Regions from separate parts of the Homo sapiens genome. Here region 2 is linked to region 1. A link is a loop called in an ENCODE intact Hi-C map of the cell type or tissue named here. Cell type or tissue: dorsolateral prefrontal cortex. All regions are shown on one strand. Links, peaks and the distances in the headings refer to the core of each region. The heading gives the core; the rest is flanking DNA. Region 1 has its middle 13 kb from the start of CELA3B. Region 2 overlaps USP48 (ubiquitin specific peptidase 48).

Region 1 (8,453 bases), core at 1-8,000:
CAGTGGCTCACACCTGTAATCCTAGCACTTTGGGAGGCTGAGGTAGGTGGATCACTTGAGCCTGGGAGTTCAAGACCAGCCTGGGCAATGGGGTGAAACCCCATCTCTACAAAAAAATACAAAAATTAGCTGGGCATGGTAGCATGCACCTGTAGTCCCAGCTACTTGGGAGGTTGAGGTGCGAGGATCACTTGAGCCCGGGAGGTCAAGGCTGCAGTGAGCAGTGATGGGGCCACTGTACTCCAGCCGGACAACAGAGCGAGACTGCGTAGAAAAAAAATTTTTTTAAAGAAATTCAGAAGTATTTGGCTTTGAAAAATAAATGAACAAATACAATTTCTTTTCTTTTCTTCTTCTTTTTTTTTTTTTTTTTTTGGAGAGGAGGTCCTTTCTGTTGTGCAGGCTGGAGTGCAGTGGTGCAATCTCAGCTCACTGCAACCTCCGCCTCCCAGGTTGAAGCAATTCTTCCACCTCAGCCTCCTGAGTAGCTGGGATTACGGGCATGCGCCACCATGCTCAGCTAATTTTTTGTATTTTTATTAGAGATGGGATTTCGCCATGTTGGCCAGTCTGGTCTCGAACTCCTGACCTCAAGTGACCCACCTGCCTCAGCCTCCCAAAGTGCTGGGATTACAGGCATGAGTCACAGTGCCCAGCCATAAATACAATAACCTTTTTAAAGGAAAATTTAGTACTTTGTTGATTTAAAGAAAATTATCCTTGGTATTTTAGTGTGGAAATACATCAAAGCATGACTGTAACTGTCTCAAAAGCGGATATTGTGATGTGGTATCAGGACACCTGGACATCCTGCCATCATAGGAGTTTGCCTTGCAGGAATTACTAAACCGCTTCCTTCGCCAGAAACATCTCATGGCCGTGAGTTGTGACTGGCTAGGAGCGTGTCTTGTTAGTTTGAAGATGCAGTTCATTTTATTATTTTATTATTTTATTTTATTTTTTGGGACAGAGTGTCACTCTGTCACCCAAGCAGGAGTGTAGTGGCATGATCTCAGCTCACTGCAAACTCTGCCTCTCAGGTTCAAGCGATTCTCCTGCCTCAGCCTTCCGAGTAGCTAGAATTACAGGCGCCCGCCACCACACCCGACTAATTTTTGTATTTTTAGTAGAGAGGGCATTTCTGCATGTTGGCCAGGCTGGTCTCGACCTCCTGACCTCAGATGATCCACCCGCCTTGGCCTCCCAAAGTGCTGAGATTATAGGCGTGAGCCACTGCACCCAGCCACAGCTTATTTTAAAATGGTGTCAGCCTGACTCTCTTATTCTCTGTTTCCCTAACAGTGTCACCGTGGACCCGGGCTCTTGCCATCTTTGCACTCTGCCAACCTCAGTGTGTTGCCCGCCCCGGGCTGCCTCCTTCATCTCCCAGGAGAAGACTCTGAGGCAGGATTCGAGCGCAAGTGATTTATGTGGGAGGAGATCCCAAGAAGCATGTGTAGGGGAGTGGGGAAGTGAGACAGGGAGGAGAGGGAAGCCAGAACAGGGGACGTTCATGGACAACTGGCACCAGATCCCACTAGGGAGCTCAGAGTCAAAGCCTCAGAGCTGCTCCATCTGAGGTGAGAATGCTGCCCATGCGCCTCCATGCATGTACTCAGTGAACACCTAGTGTGCGCAGGTAAGGACTACTCACACGCACTTCTCCATAGCACCAGAGCATGCCTGTAGGCAGATAGCCTGTTGCATGGCAAGAGTGACATCATCATGAAATGAAACTGCCATGATGACCGATGTCTGACTCCAGCATACCACAGTGTTTTGCAGCAATTTTATTACTTTTTTAAGACAAAGTCTCGCTCTGTCACCCAGGCTGGAATGCAGTGGTGCAATCACTGCAGCCTTGACCCCCCCAGACTCAAGTGATCCTCCCACCTTAGCCTCCCGAGTAGCTGGGACTATAGACACACACCATCACACCTGGCTAATTAAAGAAAAAAAAAATTTGAGGCCAGGCACAGTGGCTCACGCCTGTAATCCCAGCACTTTAGGAGGCCGAGGCAGGCAGATCACCTGAGGTTGGGAGTTCGAGACCAGCCTGGCCAACATGGAGAAACTCCGTCTCTACTAAAAATACAAAATTAGCTGGGCATGGTGGCATATGCCTGCAATCCCAGCTACTTGGGAGGCTGAAGCGGGAGAATCACTTGAACCCTGGAGGCAGAGGTTGCAGTGAGCTGAGATCGCGCCATTGCACTCCAGTCTGGGCAACAAGAGCAAAACTCTGTCTCAAAAAAAAAAAAAAATTTGTACATACAGGGTGTTACTGTCACATAGTGCTGGGATTTAGGCATGAGTCACCTGCCTGACCAGCAAGTTCTTAAATTCTGCAGCAAGTTCTTAAGACAATGGCTGTAGCATAGATAACCCTTCATAAAAACGCTAATCACGATGCTGGGACGGTGGCTCACGCCTGTAATCCCAGCACTTTGGGAGGCCGAGGTGGGCAGATCATGAGATCAGGAGATCGAGACCATCCTGGCTAACACGGTGAAACCCCGACTCTACTAAAAATACAAAAAAATTAGCCGGGCATGGTGGTGGGCGCCTGTAGTCCCAGCTACTCGGGAGGCTGAGGCAGGAGAATGGCGTGAATCTGGGAGGCAGAGCTTGTAGTGAGCTAAGATCACGCCACTGCACTCTAGCCTGAGCAACAGAGCGAGACTCTGTCTCAAAAAAAAAAAAACGCTAATCACGGCCGGGGCGTTGTCTCTCACACCTGTAATCCCAGCACTTTGGTAGGCTGAGGCAGGTGGATCCTGAGGTCAAGAGATCGAGACCATCCTGGCCAACATGATGAAACCCCGTCTCCACTAAAAATACAAAATTAGCCAGGCATGGTTGTGGGCACCTGTAATCCCAGCTACTCGGGAGGCTGAGGCAGGAGAATCGCTTGAACCCGGGAGGCAGAGGTTGCAGTGAGCCGAGATTGTGTCACTGCACTCCAGCCTGGTGACAGAGTGAGATTCCATCTCAAAAAAAAAAAAAAAATGCTAATCTGGACTCCCCAGTGGTCAAGAGCTTCAGAATATCTGAGGCATGACCAGCTGCACATGTCTTTACCCTAAAAGCTTGCTATAAAAATAATGTTTTCTGGAAGGTAGGTGCAGGGGTGCACCATCTTGCAATTGCTTGACGGTGTCGCTATGGATAGATCTCAAAAGCACTTTATTGAGTAAATGAATTTGCAACTTCTGTTTGCAAGTCCCTATTTTCTTTCTGATAAACTGCACTTGTCAGCCTCTTTCTTTGGCCTCTCAGCTCCCTCGGTCTTTGGTGGTGGTTTGCATAGGCCTGCTCACCGCAGGACAATGATACACAAGCACAAACTCAGAATGTGCACCCAGGCACCCCCGTGTACAGACCCCTCCCGTGTACAGCACTGGTGCACACACATCCATGATGCACACACACATTCCAGAGCACCCATCCCGTCCCCCCTTCCCAGTACAACAAACATACATCTGTCACTGCTTCTTACTCTGGCCTTTGGCTTGGGCCTGACAAAGCCTAGGGCATTAGGCCGGGCACAGTGGCTCACACCTGTCATCCCAGCACTTTGGGAGGCTGAGATGGGTGGATCACTTTTGAGACCTGCCTAGCCAATATGGTGAAACCCCATCTCTGCTAAAAAATACAAAAATTAGCCAGGCATGGTGGCACACACCTGTAGTCCCAGCTACTGGGGAGGCTGAAGCAGGAGAATCACTTGAACCCGGGAGGCGGAGGTTGCAGTGAGCCAAGATGGAGCCACTGCACTCCAGCCTGAGCAACAGAGTGAGATTGGTCTCAAAAAAAAAACCAAACAACAACAAACAAAAGGGTAGGGCACTAAACATTTATGACAAGGACTGCACTCTTAGAAACTCCTAGAATGGAACTGCTGGCAGAAGTTGCAGTGCACCAGGAGTTTGTGGGGAGCCAGGGCAGCACCTTCCTAGGGTCACACTTGGACTCTCCAGCCTAGGATGCAACATCCCAAGTTACCAGCAAGGGGCGCCCGAGAGCCATGATTGCCTCCAGGTGTTTTCTAGGAAGTTGCTAGGTGTGAGGGTGTGTTTGTCTCTGGGTGCGTCTGAGGGACAGGGCAGATCTCAGAGCCTCCTCTTAGGGGTTGAGTTGAGTGTGGTGGACGCACTCACCACCAATTCTGGGGACTGCCTCACTCAGGTTCCAATGCCCTGGCACAGAGCTGGTGCTCAGTTTGTGTTAGATGAGTGGATGAATTAACAAGTGAATGAATGGATGACTGGGGAATGAGGAGATAGGACAGAACTCAAGAGAAAGAAGGTAAAAAGAGAAGGATGGACCCCAGAGATCAGAGGGGAGCTGGAAGAAAGAGAAATGCAGGGAATGGCAGGGAGGAGTCAAGGGGTCGATGAGTGATTTGGGGGCAGGGGCTCAGTCGGCCAGCCTCCAAGCCTTGGCCCAAATGTCTCCCTCCCAGATGCCTCCCACTGCTGCCCTCTTCAATATTCATCTTTCTAGGCTGGTTGGGACTGTCACCTCCCCCAGGAAGCCCTCCCTGAGCACCTCTCCGTTGGGACCCGTCCTTCCTGCCTTTGTGCTTCCACAGCTCTGCGGCATCGTACCAGGGACCCTCTGCTCTGGTTGAAATGTGGGAAGTTGTATCAGACAGACGTAGATTTGGTTTGAATTCCTGTTCAACCATAATTGTGTGATCTTTTTCAAGACACCTAACCTCTCTCTGTGTTTTTTTTTTTTTTTTTTTTTTTTGAGACGGAGTCTCGCTCTGTCACCCAGGCTGTAGTGCAGTGGCACAATCTCAGTTCACTGCAACCTCTGCCTCCCAGGTTCAAGCGATTCTCCTGCCTCAGCCTCCCAAGTAGCTGAGATTACAGATATGCACCACCATGCCCAGCTAATTTTTGTATTTTTATTAGAGATGGGGGTGTCACCATGTTGGCCAGGCTGGTCTCGAACTCCTGGCCTCAAGTGATCCACCTACCTCAGTCTCCCAAAGTGCTGGGATTACACGTGTGAGCCACTGCACCCAGACTGAGACGCTTAACCTCTCTGTGCCTCAGTTTCTTCACCTAGGGTAACACCAATAGCTCCCTCACAAGGTTTCTGTGAGAATTCAAGGAGATAAAGCACTGAACACTGGGCTTGGCCCATAGGAAACACTGAACACAGGGCAGCAATGATTGCTTTCCTGTCCCAGAGAGTCCCAATCTTAAGTGCTCCGTCCCATTGTCAAGTCGTTTGCTGTAGTTTGGGCTCATAACATATTGTCATCAGAGCCTGTAGTGAATACCCCGGCTCAATGAATATGTGCTCCCTGATAACACTCATCTGTAATTCATTTTTTTTTGACATGTATGAGAATATTCATTTCAGTGTTGCTTGAAATAATGAAACATAATTGGAAACAACTTAAAAGTATGCATATTGACAGGAGAATGGATGAATTGGGTATATATAGAATGCAATGTTAAGCAGTGAAAATGATTAAATTAGAGTCATATGTGTCGCTATGGATAGATCTCAGAAGCATTTTATTGAGTAAAAAAGCAAATTACAGAATAATGCATTCAGTATAATGTCATAGTATGTAAAACATTTGAATCCATGCAGACCAATGCTATGCCATATACAGCAATGTGTAGGAATAGAATAAATACACGTAGCAAAGATAATCAGAGATTAGATGGTGCCACCCTCCAAGAAGAAGGGGTGTGAAGTTGGCCAGGGCTTCAGCTGTATCTGGAAGCTTAACTTGTTTTGAGTTCCTTGAATATGGTAAAGGAAGAGAATTCATGTGAGACCTTCTCTATTTTAATCCCTAAGCGTGAAATAGGATGAAGCAACTGAGGCTCAGGGAGGCGTGGCAAAGTGCCCATGCTTTCCCAGACACTGAGAAGTAGAGGTGGGAACTGAACCCAGAGCTCCTGACCCCAGCACCTTCCCTGCCAGGGCAGGCTGCTTGGAACTGCTGGTGGTGGTTTCAGAGGCAAAGACTGTCCCCAAGTTGCTACAGCAGAGCAGCTCTGCCAGGCTGAGCAAGAAGGGTGGGCTTTTTGGTCCACTGGGTCCAGGCAGGGCTCAGCCCATGCCCGGTAGGAGCTTGGGTCCAGGCCAAGCCCAAGGAAGGTTTCCGGCCTTAAGGTCTGTTTCCTGGCACTCTCCTGGTGGAGTCAGAGGTCAGGGCTGGAGCCAGGCTTGGGCAGGGTCTCCACTGCAGGAAGTGGAGGCCTCTGAGCCTCTGAGCCTCCAATCCAGTTACCCTTTACTCCTGCCACCTCCCTCACCTCTCAGGGCATCCAGGGGCACAGGCAGGAGGAGGTGCATGAGTGGGCACCAGTCTCAAGGAGATCCAAGGCTTCCTGTTCCTGTCCAGGAACCCCAAACCCTTCAGGGGCAGAGGTGTTCTGAGACACAGGCTGGCAATCATTCATCTGTCCTCTCCTCCTTCCATGAACCCACAAAGTGCCAGGGCCTGTACCAGGCTCTGGGGAGACAGCCCCTACCCTCTAGGGCCTCAGTGGCTGGTGGGAGGAGATTTGATATGTAAATAAACAGACATCTAGTAGATAACACTTGTGTGGATTGAAGTCAATGAAAATTATCTAATTAAGTATGAGCTCTGGAAAGGCCAGTAGAGACTGGCTAGTGTGGCCCAGAGAAAGGCTGGGACTTGTCAATGTCATAGAGTGGTTCAACGGCATAGCACTGACAATAGAACCCAGGACTCCAGACGCAAGCCAGGGCTCTTTCTGCTGCATCCTACCCCTGCATTTTCTATTCAAGTGTATCACTGTGAAAAAATTCAAGTGAACAGAAAAATTTATTTTGTTTTGTTTTGTTTTTTTTATTTGAGATGGAGTCTTGCTCTGTCGCCCAGGCTGGAGTGCAGTGGCGCGATCTCGGCTCACTCACTGCAAGCTCCGCCTCCTGGGTTCACGCCATTCTCCTGCCTCAGCCTCCCAATAGCTGAGACTACAGGCGCCCGCCACCACGCCCGGCTAATTTTTTGTATTTTTAGTAGAGACGAGGTTTCACCATGTTAGCCAGGATGGTCTCAATCTCCTGACCTTGTGATCCGCCCACCTTGGCCTCCCAAAGTGCTGGGATTACAGGCGTGAGCCACCACGTCCGGCCGTGAACAGAAAAATTTAAACAGAACCGTGCCTCTTGGGAAGCCACCAGCAGGCTTTGTCACATCCTCTCAGTGATCATGGCTGGTGCCTTCCCACTCTGAACAAGATGCTCTCCTTGTTTCCTGGGACACATTTCATTTTGCGGGTAGGAACTTCTTTCATTAATTTTATTACTATTATTTTTTTTTTCTCACCCAGGCTGGAGTGCAGTGGTGCGATCTCAGCTCACTGCAGCCTCTGTCTCCCGGGTTCAAGTGATTCTCCTGTCTCAGTCTCCCAAGAAGCTGTGACTACAGGCACGCACAACCACACCCAGCTAATTTCGTATTTTTAGTAGAGACGGGGTTTCTCCATGTTGGCCAGGCTGGTCTCGAATTCCTGACCTCAGGCGATCCGCCTGCCTTGGCCTCCCAAAGTGCTGGGATTACAGGCGTGAGCAACCACGGCTGGTCTTCTTTCATCAATTTTAATTTTAATTTTAATTTTTGTAAAGTACTGTTTTTTGTTTGTTTGTTTAAGACAGAGTCTCACTCTGTCACCCAGGCTGGAGTGCAGTTGTGCAATCTTGGCTCATTGCAACCTCTGCCTCCCAGGTTCAAGTGATTCTCATGCCTCAGCCTCCTGAGTAGCTGCAATTACTTGCGGGCACCACCACACCCCGCTAATTTTTGTAATTTTTAGTAGAGACAGGGTTTCGCCATGTTGGCCAAGCTGGTCTCAAACTCCTGACCTCAAGTGATCTGCCCACCACAGCCTCCCAAAGTGCTGGGATTACAGGCCTGAGCCACTGTGCCCAGCCTAAAAGAATTGCTTTTTTAAAAAAATTTTTGTGGAGACAAGGTCTCGCTCTGTTGCTCAGGCTGGAGTGCCGTGGTGCAATCATGGCTCACTTGCAGCTTTGAACCCCTGGGCTCAAGCGATCCTCCTGCCTCAGTCTCCCAGGGGAAATGGTTTTACCTCACAATGTTATTGAAAGGCAGTGCTTGTCTAAAGCATCCTCCCGCCTTGGCCTCCCAAAGTGCTAGGATTACAGGCAATGGCCACTGCATCCAGCCTCAGCCTCCCGAAGTGCTGGGATTACAGGCATGGGCCACCGCATCCTGCCATGGCCTCCTGAAATGCTGGGATTACAGGCATGGGCCACCGCATCCTGCCATGGCCTCCTGAAATGCTGGGATTACAGGCATGGGCCACCGTGCCCGGCCTAGAGCTTCTTTAAGTGGAGGCTGGGAGGTGTTTTCTGACACCAACCACTTTTTCATCTATTTGACATCAACTGGGTATGCAACAATTCAATTCATTTCTGACACTGTC
Region 2 (12,427 bases), core at 1,983-9,982, 260 kb after region 1:
CTTAAAACCAGAAGTTCGAGAGACTCCCTCTCTACAAAATAAAATATTAGGCGGGCATGGTGGCTCATGCCTGTTAGCCAGACTACTCAGGAGGCTAAGGCAGGAGGATCGCTTGAGCCCAGGAGGTCGAGGCTGCAGTGAGCTATGATCGTGCCACTGTACTCCAGCCCAGGGGACAGAATGAGACTCTGTTTTCTTTTCTTTTCTTTTCTTTTCTTTCTTTTTTTTTTTTTTTTTTGAGACGGAGTCTTGCTCTGTCACCCAGGCTGGATTACAATGGTGCGATCTTGGCTCACTGCAACCTCTGCCTCCCGGGTTCAAGCGATTCTCCTGCCTCAGCCTCCCATGTAGCTGCAATTACAGGTGCACACCACCACTCCCGGCCAATTTGTTTTGTATTTTTAGTAGAGACAGGGTTTCACCATTTTGGTCAAGCTGGTCTTGAACTCCTGACCTTGTGATCCACTCACCTCAGCCTCCTAAAGTGCTGGGATTACAGGCGTGAGCCACTGCCCCCGGCCTGTTTTCTATTAAATAAATAAATAAATTTTAAAATATATTATGGGGTTCGAATGAGCTATAGACCTGGGTTTGTTTGTTTGTTTGTTTGTTTGTTTTTGTTTTTTGAGACAGAGTCTTGCTCCTCGCCCAGGCTGGAGTGGAATGGCACAATCTTGGCTCACTGCAACCTCTGCCTCTTGCATTCAAACGATTCTTCTGCCTCAGCCTCCTGAGTAGCTGAGATTACAGGTGCCTGCCACACACCTGGCTAATTTTTGTATTTTGAGTAGAGACGGGGTTTCGCCATGTTGGCCAGGCTGGTTTCAAACTCCTGACCTCGTGATCTGCTCCCCTCAGCCTCCCAAAGTGCTGGGCTTACAAGTGTGAACCACCAAGCCCAGCCTCAGACCTAGTTTTGTTTTGTTTGTTTTGTTTTGTGTTGTTTTGTTTTGTTTTTTTGAGATGGCGTCTCTCTCTGTTGCCCAGGCCAGAGTGCAATGGTGGTTATCTTGGCTCACTGCCACCTCTGCCTCCTAGGCTCAAGGAGTCCTCTTGCCTCAGCCTCTGGAGTAGCTGGGACTACAGGCAAGCACCACCATACCTGGCTGATGTTGGTATTTTTAGTAGACGCAGGGTTTCATCATGTTGGCCAGGCTGGTCTCAAACTCCTGACAAGTGATCCACCTGCTTCAGCCTCCGAAAGTGCTGGGGATTACAGGAGCAAGCCTCTGTGCCTGGCCTATAGACCTGGTTTCGTATCCCAGCTTTATTACTCACTAGCTGTACTCTGCCTGGTTATATTCATCTTTCTAAATTCATTTATTATGGAAAGTGTAGTATGTATTTAGAAAGCTCATGGCTTTATTACTCTTAATAAATCTGTAGGTACCTTGCCAATGGGTGCAGAAACAAACATATGACTTTAGAAATTTAAAGATAGTTTTCTGGGTAATGACCGATATGGGTAGATAAGTGAAGTTCACTAACTTACTGCTTGGGAACAGCTGAAACAACAGTAAGTATAACCACAAGTAGAGCCAGAGGAGAAAGGTCCTGGCAGGGTGGCGGTGACTAGTATTATTTTTTTATATCTTCTGGGATTTTTGAAGATTGAAGGGGATCTTCAAAATAAATTGCAAATAGCAAAGAAGTTGGTGCTTGACTGGAGATGGTTTTCAGATTGAGCAGTAGATTGCTTTATCTTCTGTTTGAATTGATAACTTTGAATTGATAACTTAAGGCAGTGGTCTTGTGATGGCTGGACACAGCTTACAAAATATTATTTTAATGCAGTGTGATTTCAAGATTAGTCAAATGGGAGGCAATAAAGTCTGCAGGAAATGATAACCTTTGAGTGTGGGAGTAGATGTAATTTTGTTAAGCAGCGCTTGCCATGGCACAGAGGTCCCAGGACTCCTGGAATCCCATTTTTGACTACTTCCTTCCTTGCAAGGAGAAAGAAAATGCACGGTTTTAGCTTTGTACGTTTGTTTTTATCTCATGATTTTTTTTTCAATCACAGACCTAGATTAAGGACGTAAAATTGAGGTTAATGGCTACCTCCTTTAGAATTAAAATGAAATCGGAAATTCAGAAGTTTTTGAAAACAAGAAAAGAGAGCTAGAAATACCAAACTTTAGCAAAGCAAGAAAAGCGTACCTGTGGATTTTTCTTAAGTTTAAGAAATAGGAAATAGATAATGACTTTTTTTCAGCTGTTTTTTTTTTTTCCAAATATATTTTTTTAAACTCAGGTGAGTTATGCATATCTGAAAATGAAAGAAGGCTTGTTTCTAAAGAGGCTTGGAGCAAACTGCAGCAGTACTTTCCAAAGGCTCCTGAGTTTCCAAGTTACAAAGAGTGCTGTTCACAGTGCAAGGTACTGAACGCTACTGACATCTGGGGAAATGGCATGCCACCTCCCTGGGTTGACTTCCCAGGGGAATTAACACTGTACTTCTGACGGGGGTGTAGGGAGGAGGCAGGTCATGTGCTGTCAGCAGGAGACAGTTGATTGCTTCATTCTCTTTCAGATTTTAGAAAGAGAAGGGGAAGAAAATGAAGCCTTACATAAGATGATTGCAAACGAGCAAAAGACTTCTCTCCCAAATTTGTTCCAGGATAAAAACAGACCGTGTCTCAGTAACTGGCCAGAGGTATAATGATTCCCACAAAAGAAAGAATGCATCTTTTCTTTTTAAAGCCCTTGCCAAATTCCCAGTGAGCTATTTCAGAACAACCCAGAACTTCTCATATTCTCATTTGTTTAGTTATCTAACCAGGGGATTTACTCCAGCCTGCTATTTTTTGGTAGAGGACTGTGTTTTCATTTTATTTATAAAACTTGAATAAGGACAACCAAAGTATATTATAAGGAATTTGTGTTAAGCAGGCGGTGAATTGACGGATACTGTTTTGTGATTTTTGTGTTCTAGGATACGGATGTCCTCTACATCGTGTCTCAGTTCTTTGTAGAAGAGTGGCGGAAATTTGTTAGGTAGAAACAAAATATGTTTTATTTCCTTTATTGTTACTGATTTGGTTGACTCTGGTATTTTTTAAGATATCGTGGATTCTGTTTGTTGTACCCTTCCTTCATGGTTACTTTCACCAGCATACACTGAAAGCTTTCTTTTCTATTAATTAAATGAATAAGCCTAAGAAACACATTGAATTACTAATATTTTCTTAAATATATCTCTGATTTTGAAATAATTATTTTAAAATCTTCTCTTTCGTCATGCAGTAATTAGGTATATTTCTCCTCCTTGTCTCATTTGAGTAGAAAGCCTACAAGATGCAGCCCTGTGTCATCAGTTGGGAACAGTGCTCTTTTGTGTCCCCACGGGGGCCTCATGTTTACATTTGCTTCCATGACCAAAGAAGATTCTAAACTGTGAGTTCCTTCTCTTCATGTGATTTTTTTTTCTTCTTTTCTCTTTTTGATGATTAATAAAATATGTTTAGGAAATTTCTCATCTGACATAGTCTGTTTTAAGAATTTAGTCCTTTGCTGAATTGTGGGGTTTTTTTTTCCCCTTTTAAAAGAGAAGAAGACTGCTTCTCCAGGAAAGACAAGAGGCTGCCCGAGGCTATTTGTCTTTTTGCTCTTTCCTTGTCCCTCTTGAAGACAACACAGCCACCCTTTCTCTTCCCCCGCTGCTGGTGACCAGTGCTGAGACCTCTTTTCCAGAATCACAGAATCAACATGGTCTTGGTTATAGGTTTTGTTCTGCCATGGCCAGGCTTCAGACAATTAAAGGAGGAGGCTAGCAGGGTGGCAGAGCAAAGCCACTGCACTGGTCATCTGGAATTCTAGGGTCTTAGAACCCAAATTTTATTCCATGCTTCAAGTACTTCCAGAGGTGTTCATCTGTGAATTTCTCCCGATTTTACCAAAAATCGTGATATACGAGAAGGTAGAATGCTTCCAACATTGTCAGAAAATCAGGAAAAGGAAATTGGAACACATAAATAAAAATGCCCTTGGGGTTAAGCTAGAGTTTTATTATTCATATTTCAGTACTTTAACATCATTTAAGGGAGTTCAAAGTTTATATATTCTCTACATTTTCTCCCTCCTCTTTCTCTCCCTCCCTCTCTGCATCCCGCCTTCCCTGTTGCTCTCTCACTCTCGCTGTGCATCTCTCTTCTCTTTCCTCCCTCCCTTTCTTCCTGTCGTTGTTATTGCAAATGTCAGACTTCCAGGAAAATACACCAGTAAGCAAATGTGTGTTACCATTCAGTTTAAAAGTTAAATGGTTCAAATATGATTAAAGGCCCCACAGTGCTTATCCTTCTGTTGCTACTTCTCTTTCTCCCACCCTTCCTCTCACACTAACCACTGTACTGAATTTAGAGTTTATCTGTCTCAGAAAGTATTCTGTAAAAAAAAAAAATGCACGCACATAATGTCTTGCATATTTAAAACTTTTTATATAAATGGCACCATACTGTATTTATACTTCTGCAACTAACTTATTTTACTCAATTATGTTTTTGAGATCTAACCATGTTGATTCATGTAATTTCAGTCCATTTAGTTTCGCTGCTGTGGTAACATTCCTTTGTATGAAAAACTATTCTTTGTTGATGATACGTATCTTTTCTCTCTAATTCCTTTGGATTAAATGTTAGTGTTAATGGTTTTGGTTTAGCAGACTAATGGATTATGTTAATTCTCTTAATTTCCATGTGTCTTAAGGCATGTTGTGTTTTTTTTTTGCACAGTATAGCTCTCATATGGCCCAGTGAGTGGCAAATGATACAAAAGCTCTTTGTTGTGGATCATGTAATTAAAATCACGAGAATTGAAGTGGGAGATGTAAACCCTTCAGAAACACAGTATATTTCTGAGCCCAGTAAGTTTTCATATTGCTTTCGGTTTCTATAGTTAAGAGCTGACATTTTAAGAAGAAAGGGTGTGTCAGTGTTGTCTGCTTAAAGTTAAAGATCATGCGGCGGTCCCAACTCCCTAGGTGGAAACTCTCATTATAATCATCCCATTATTTGTACGTTTATTTATGGACAGTAAATGGATTTCCTTATCATTTGCATGTAATAGAATATAGTGGTTAATAGAAAATATTATTAAGAGTTTGGGCCAGCACACTAGCTCATACCTATAATCCTAATACTTTGAGAGACTAGGGTGGAAGGATTGCTTAAGGCCAGGAGTTTCAGACCAGCCTGAGCAACATAACAAGACCTTCTCTCTACAAAATAATAAAAATGTAGCACATATCTGTAGTCTTGAGCTACTCGCTGAGAGGCTGAGTCAGGAGCATGGCTTGAGCCCAGAAGCTTGAGGCTACAGTGAGCTATGTTCATACCACTGTACCCCAGCCTGGGTGACACAGCAAAACCTTGTCTCAAAAAAAGAAAATGTTACTAAGAGTTTAATGAATATTCACTAGTAACTTTGACATATGTTTTTAGATCTTTGATTCTTTAACAATGATTCCTCAGCCACTTCTGTTTTCCCTTTTTTTTTTTCCCCCAAAGAACTCTGTCCAGAATGCAGAGAAGGCTTATTGTGTCAGCAGCAGAGGGACCTGCGTGAATACACTCAAGCCACCATCTATGTCCATAAAGTTGTGGATAATAAAAAGGTACTGGTCCCTCTTGTGGCAATGACTAGTAATGATCAAGCGTGCTCTTTGGCTTGATTTGCTGTTGTATTTGCACTGAGGGTCTGCCTAGGACTGCATTTTTGTTCCTTCAGAGCTGTTTGGCATCAGAATTGAAATTGGACAATAATTGAAAATGAACAGTTATGTGATTATATGAGAATTTAGTTTGTTATTAATTGATGCATAGATATTTACTGAATGTCAGCTGTGTTCCAGGAATGGTCCAGGTGCTGGGGATACAGTGATAAAGAAGGCAGGTATAATACCTTCTCTCAAAATTATAGGCACCTAGTGAGGAAGATCAGGAATAAAGTATAAATTCATATGATTTCACACAGAAATGATTGTTTTGAAGGAACTTTAGCAGGGTCAAGTGGAGGTTAGTGTGAGACAGGGAGTAGACAGGAGAGGCGTCTTGGAGAAGTTGTTTTTACCCAAGCCCTCACTGTCAGGGATGCAGCCTGGGAAGTGTTTTCCAGACAAAGGAAACAAAGGTCAAAAGGATAAGCCTAATGTGCTTATGCAACAGAGTGAAAACCATTGCACCTAGAACAGTGCTGTCCAATAGAGCTTCCTGTGGTGATAGACAGGTTCTAGGTTCTGTATCTGTGCTGCGCACTGCAGTAGTCACTGGCCATGTGTGGCTGTGGAGCATTCGATGTGGCTAGCGTGACTGAGGAATTTAGTTTTAGTTGATTTAAAATTAAATAGCTACATGTGGCTAATGGCTACCCTAGTGGCTATTGCTGGTCTAGAATGAAATTTATTCCAAGAAGGGATCATGATATGGAATGAACGACCATACACTATCAGGTTTTATACATCATACCAAGGATTTGGGTTTATTCCCAGTGTAGATATAAGCCCCTGGAGAGTTTCAAGCAAGGTCATGATATGATCTGATTTATAGTTTAAAAAAAATCACCCTGGCTATAGTGTTTGGAATTGCTGTGAGGGCATAACAGAAATAAGAGAGGTCAGTTAGAGCCTCTTCCATTGACCTGCAAGGATAGGTGAAATTGATTGGATATGTTTGGGAAGTGGAGGTGTTAATACTTGCTTGGATTGGATTTCCAAGCATTTTTATTATATTAGGGATGGCTCTTGGGTAGATCCTGACCCATATCTCTAGATATCTTATTAATTTATTTAATTCCATGCTTTCTGGGATTAAAGACAAAATGGAATACATTTTATTTGATGCTTGTTTCCAAACACATTTTTTAGAAGGGTAACTTATAATTATGCCCTGGAGGCCAAGGGTTCTGCTTTACAAGCTAAATAAACTAAGGCCTTCATTTCCTAATTTGCCGAGAAAATGAAGTTAATGAGTATAAATGTCTCTGTTTCTCCCTGTAAAATTTTCTTAAATCTTTTGTTCTCTGGTATAAAATATTATCCAATTTAGATGTAGTTTCATTATTCAGTTTAATAAGAGTATTTCATAGTGTTTGCAAGAGAGCGCTTCTTCCATCTTTCGTTTTCTCAATTCTTAAAGAGCATGTAACTCCTGCCACTTGAATAGTTTGAGAACTTGAAAAGGCTTGGCAATCAGTGTGCTCGGGAAGGTGTCAAGCACCTTCGAACTTCTGCAAAATAACATCATTGTACAAGACTGATAATAATAACTGCTCTGCAGAGACCTCTTAAATGTATGGTGAGCACATTAAATACTACAAGAATAAGTCATAGGGTAAAAAACTAACATGTTAAAAGAGCATAGAAAACCGTGAAGGCTTGATTCTTGATCCACTCTCCAGTCTATAATCCCACCATGATAAAGGTGTTCCTCGTCTTGATAAAGGTTGCCGGTCCCAGCCCCCACATCCTCCATAGCCTGCCTTCCTAGGGTCTGACCTACTTCTCTTTGTTGTCCTGGCACATTCAGGTGATGAAGGATTCGGCTCCGGAACTGAATGTGAGTAGTTCTGAAACAGAGGAGGACAAGGAAGAAGCTAAACCAGATGGAGAAAAAGATCCAGATTTTAATCAAGTATGTGTTGAAGCTGCTTTTCATTGTTATACTTTCTGCTGTTCTTATAGAGCAGCCACTCGAAGCCCCTGGCCATGTCTCTGTACCCTGTATGGGATATTGGTTCTTTTTTTTTCTTTTTTTTTTTTTTTTGAGATGGAGTCTCGCACTGTTGCCTGTGCTGGAGTGCAATGGCACTATCTCAGCTCACCACAATGTCCGCCTCCTGGGTTTAAATGATTCTCCTGCCCCAGCCTCCTAAGTAGCTGGGATTATAGGCGCCCACCACCACACCCGGCTAATTTTTTATATTTTTAGTAGAGACGGGGTTTCACTGTGTTGGCCAGGCTGGTCTCGAACTCCTGACCTCGTGATCCGCCCACCGCAGCCTCCCAAAGTGCTGAGATTACAGGCAGGAGCCACCGCACCCGGCCTTTTTTTTTTTTTTTTTTTTGAGATGGATCCTAGCCTTGTCAACCAGGCTGGAGTACAGTGGCACAATCTCGGCTCGCTGCAACCTCCACCTCCCAGGTTCAAGTGATTCTCCTGCCTCAGCCTCCCAAGTAGCTGGGATTACAGGCATGCGCCACCACTCCTGGCTAATTTTTTGTATCTTTAATGGAGACGGGGTTTCACCTAGGCTGGTCTTGAACTCCTGATGTCATGATCCTCCCGCCTTGGCCTTCCAAAGTGCTGGGATTATAGGCGTGAGCCACCGCATCCGGCCCATAAATTGTCTTTTGAGAACAGGAAATCGTGGGAATATGGTTGATGTAGGTGGAGATAAGTTTCAGCTTCTCAAAAAGTCAGACCCCCACATTGGAGGATATTTTGTACTTTAAACTCATGGATTTTCTACTCAAAGTTTTATTTTTAACAGATGAGATGTTTGTTTTCTTTCTTTACTACTAAAATAGTGTAGTGAAATTGTGGATGGTGTTCTCCCTGAAAGAATGAAAGTGTTACAATAGCCATCTGCAATATCTGTGACAGGGCAGAGGTATCTGGGCTTGTTGGCCTGTCTGCATGTTGATACTGTTACTTCATTTTTAACATTGATTGAGAGAGTCTGAAAAGCCGTCTTGATTTGAATCTTGGTGTGCCCAAAATAAATGTTACTTGTGGTTTCCCAACCGGTGTAAAGGGATGTCAGCATTTGTTTTCCGTGGCTTATTGGCGCTCATAAAATAACCTCAAAACACCTGTGAAGAAGCAAAATCATGCAGTTTGTGACAGTGATCAGCCACTCTTTAAGTTGTCCTTCCCAGTCTGTATTTCAGTCAGTCAACACTGGAGGGCCCTTTGCTTCAGTGCTAACCAAATCTGTACACTTGATGAGAATGCAGGTTTTCAGTTTAAAGGGGATATTTTTCTATAGTAAGTGATGCCCTTATTAAACTCTGTGTGCATATATACATCTTGTGCTCCTTGGCATAAGGAACAGGGTAAAGAAGGGCAGCAAAGTCATGTCTGCAAACGCTTGTGGAGACATATTAGTTGACTCTACTAATATGTCTCCACAAGCGTTTGCAGACATGACTTTGCTGCCGCCCTTTACCCTGTTGTCAACTCTGTTTTCATGTCCCCATCTCTGTGGCGGGGACATCTCTGTGGTCTATACAAGCCATCTTTCGAGCCACATTTGTGCAAACTCGATTGTGTGCTTTTCAGTTGATATATTAAAAGTGTGTGTGTGTGTGTGTGGCCAGGCGCAGTGGCTCACGCCTGTAATTCCAGCATTTTGGAAGGCCGAGGCGGGTGGATCACTTGAGGTTAAGAGTTCGACACCAGCCTGGCCAACATAGTGAAACCCGTCTCTACTAAAAATACAAAAAAAATTAGCCGGGCGTGGTGGCGGGCACTTGTAGTCCCAGCTACTCAGGAGGCTGAGGCAGAAGAATGGCATGAACCCAGGAGGCAGAACTTGCAGTGAGCTGAGATCACGCCACTGCACTCCAGCCTGGGTGACAGAGCGAGACTCCGTCTCAAAAATAAATAAATAAATAAAAATACAAAAATTAGGCCAGGCACGGTGGCTCATGCCTGTAATTCCAGCACTTTGGGAGGCTGAGGCGGGCAGATCACGAGGTCAGGAGATTGAGACCATCCTGGCTAACACAGTGAAACCCTGTCTCTACTAAAAATACAAAAAATTAGCCGGGCGTGGTGGCGGGCACCTGTAGTCCCAGCTACTCGAGAGGCTGAGGCAGGAGAATGGCGTGAACCCAGGAGGCGGAGCTTGCGGTGAGCCGTGATCTCGCCACTGCACTCCAGCCTGGGCGGCAGAGCAAGACTCAGCCTCAAAAAAAAAAAAAAAAAAAAAAAATTAGGTGTGGTGGTGTGGGCCTGTAATCCCAGGTACTGGGGAGGCTGAGGTATGAGAATTGCTTCAACCTGGGAGGTGGAGGTTGCAGTGAGCCGAGATTGTGCCACTGCACTCCAGCTTGGGCGACAGAGCAAGACTCTGTGCATGTACATGCATTTGGGTGTATGGGTGTACATATCCATCCCGATTCAGGACTCCATTCTCTTTTGTCTGTTTGGCTGGCAGTACCGTATGTTTTAGTTATTATCACTTGGTAGTATGGCTTAATAATCAGTTGGGAATCAAATTTTTTTATTTTGAGACCAAGTATTGCTCTGTCGTCCAGGCTGGAGTGCAGTGGTGCCATCTCGGCTCACTGCAAGCTCCGCCTCCGAGGTTCAAGCCATTCTCCTGCCTCAGGCTCCCCAGTAACGGGGACTACAGGCGCCCGCCACCACGCCCAGCTAATTTTTTGTATTTTTTAGTAGAGACGGGGTTTCACCGTGATATCCAGGATGGGGGAATCAAATCTTTTATTGCCTGCTGTCACTAATTATCTGTTCTCTGGTTAACTTTGTAAATTAGTTTGTTAAACTTGACACAATGTTCTTACTGTCTTTAGTTTGTTATTTTAAGCTTTGCTTTTCACCCTAAGAGTTATTTAGAAACTATCTACATTTTCAAGTGATTTAGATTTTAGAAAGCTAACTTTTTTTTGGTGGTCTAGTTTTATTCATTGTGGTCATGACCACAGCAATTTTTTCAAAGTGTATGTGGAATCACTCTCCTTAGTTGTGGATGACAACAGATTTCACGTTTATAAATATGATAGAGAATGTTGGGGAACATTGCTTTTTATACTGTAATTATTTTTTATACTTTATAATTTTCTTCTGTCTTCCTTTTCCTTCTTTGGATATTGTAATACTCTAAAATGTTTTACATTTTGCTTTCTCACAAAAAATTTTTGGCTCACAAAAAATCTCAAGTGTAACCTTCCTCTTTGGAAAAGAATAGATAGTCCCTGAAAAATGTTCAGCATTTTCAAAATGTCACCCTCCTCATCACATATCTCAGTACAAAGATAGCTTCTGTAATTGCTGCTTTAAATCCCTGTAATAAAAAATGATGCATTTCTGCTTGTCCTTAGTGGAGATAAACAAATCCCTTTTCCTCTTTTCTCTAAGCTAGATCAACCCAACTCCTTTGACTTCATCTAAAAATTTAGGTTAATAATATACTCGGTATTGGGTATCACTTAGGTAATTGAAAGCCTTCTAAAACCAGTGGGCTGGGTTTTTTTGTCAGTTAAGTTGGATTTAAATTCTCCAGATTAAGAAAGAAATAATTCCAGGAAAAGCCTTTAGATCCATTTAAAATCAGAGTTATTAAAAAATCTGTCTTGCTTGATGCTCAGGGTTTTGGTTTTTGGTTGTGTTTTGTACTTCTAAAATAAAATTATATGTTGATGTAGTTATTTTTCTTTATATTCCTGATTGTAGAATTTGGGTTCAATTTGACCTTTTCTTTTCTTTCTTTTTTTTTTTTTTTGAGATGGAGTCTTGCCCTGTTGCCCAGGCTGGAGTGCAGTGGTGCAATCTCAGCTCACTGCAAGCTCTGCCTCCCGGGTTCACGCCATTCTCCTGCCTCAGCCTCCCAAGTAGCTGGGACTACAGGCGCCCACCACCAAGCCCGGCTAATTTTTTGTATTTTTAGTAGAGACGGGGTTTCACCATGTTAGCCAGGATGGTCTCAATCTCCTGACCTTGTGATCCGCCCACCTTGGCCTCCCAAAGTGCTGGGATTACAGGCATGAGCCACCACGCCTGGCCTGACCTTTTCTTTCAACAGTCGAGACTGAGAAAAATGTTTCATCGGGTTTCATTTTTTTTTTTTCTTTTTAACTCACATGTGCACTTAACTTTTTCTCGTGAATCTTAGAATCACTCAGTTGCCTATGTAGATTCAGGGCTAGAGCTAAACTATCCTCAGGCAGTGTCTCGCCAGTGGTCGGCACCCTGAACAAATGCTCTTCTGTGTTTGGGTCTTGATCACCTTCTGCTTTGTAAACTGTGGAGCCCATGAGTAATGAGTATGTGGCATCTGTGTCTATAATGACCGTTAAACCACTTTGCTTATACACGGCTGACATTCAGTGACGACTGTGGAAACCAGAGCCAGGGCCTTGAGGTTACCTCATCCAGATTTAATTAAACCAGGGGAAAAGATTTTCTTAAAAATCCTGCTTCTTTTATTCCCTGGCCTGGTTAGCAGAAGAATCTCCCCTGCGCCTCTCACTCACCCCCCATCCCCCACCGCCCCCACCGGCCACCACCACCACCTTTGGTACAAAAAGCAAAAGAATCTTGATCATTAACCTCTGATCATTAACCTCTTGATGAGGGATTTATAGGAGTACTGTAGAGGACATTTGGTCCTCATCTATTTTTTTCTTGACTGGTACCGCATGTATCATGCACACCCAGGGGCATCCTTTTTACAGCACCTTTAGGTAGTC

The links. Peaks named below come from ENCODE experiments on the same cell type or tissue, not always from the same donor. Only the 100,000 strongest peaks of a DNase experiment are listed, where the experiment ranks them.
Region 2: a loop joins it to region 1, with 3 times the contacts of the local background. A loop is called at or near these places in 24 of 110 quality-filtered maps.

Annotation. Positions count from the first base shown.
Region 1 is chr1:21,959,719-21,968,171 of GRCh38, reverse strand. No RefSeq gene overlaps it. Among named protein-coding and RNA genes, the nearest start is that of CELA3B, 13 kb to the left of the region's middle. RefSeq lists a silencer at 3,861-4,128 and an enhancer at 5,613-6,276. In dorsolateral prefrontal cortex, for the core only: CTCF peaks have their summits at 3,807 and 4,010 (motif pointing right); a DNase peak (open chromatin) is centred at 4,021.
Region 2 is chr1:21,696,696-21,709,122 of GRCh38, reverse strand. USP48 (ubiquitin specific peptidase 48) reads left to right here. Exons shown (of 27, transcript NM_032236.8): 16 at 2,255-2,379; 17 at 2,534-2,656; 18 at 2,936-2,997; 19 at 3,286-3,396; 20 at 4,731-4,861; 21 at 5,505-5,611; 22 at 7,521-7,625. Among named protein-coding and RNA genes, the nearest start is that of RAP1GAP, 34 kb to the right of the region's middle. In dorsolateral prefrontal cortex, for the core only: a CTCF peak has its summit at 5,606 (motif pointing left); DNase peaks (open chromatin) are centred at 2,432 and 3,332; H3K4me3 peaks cover 3,486 bases; H3K27ac peaks cover 3,724 bases.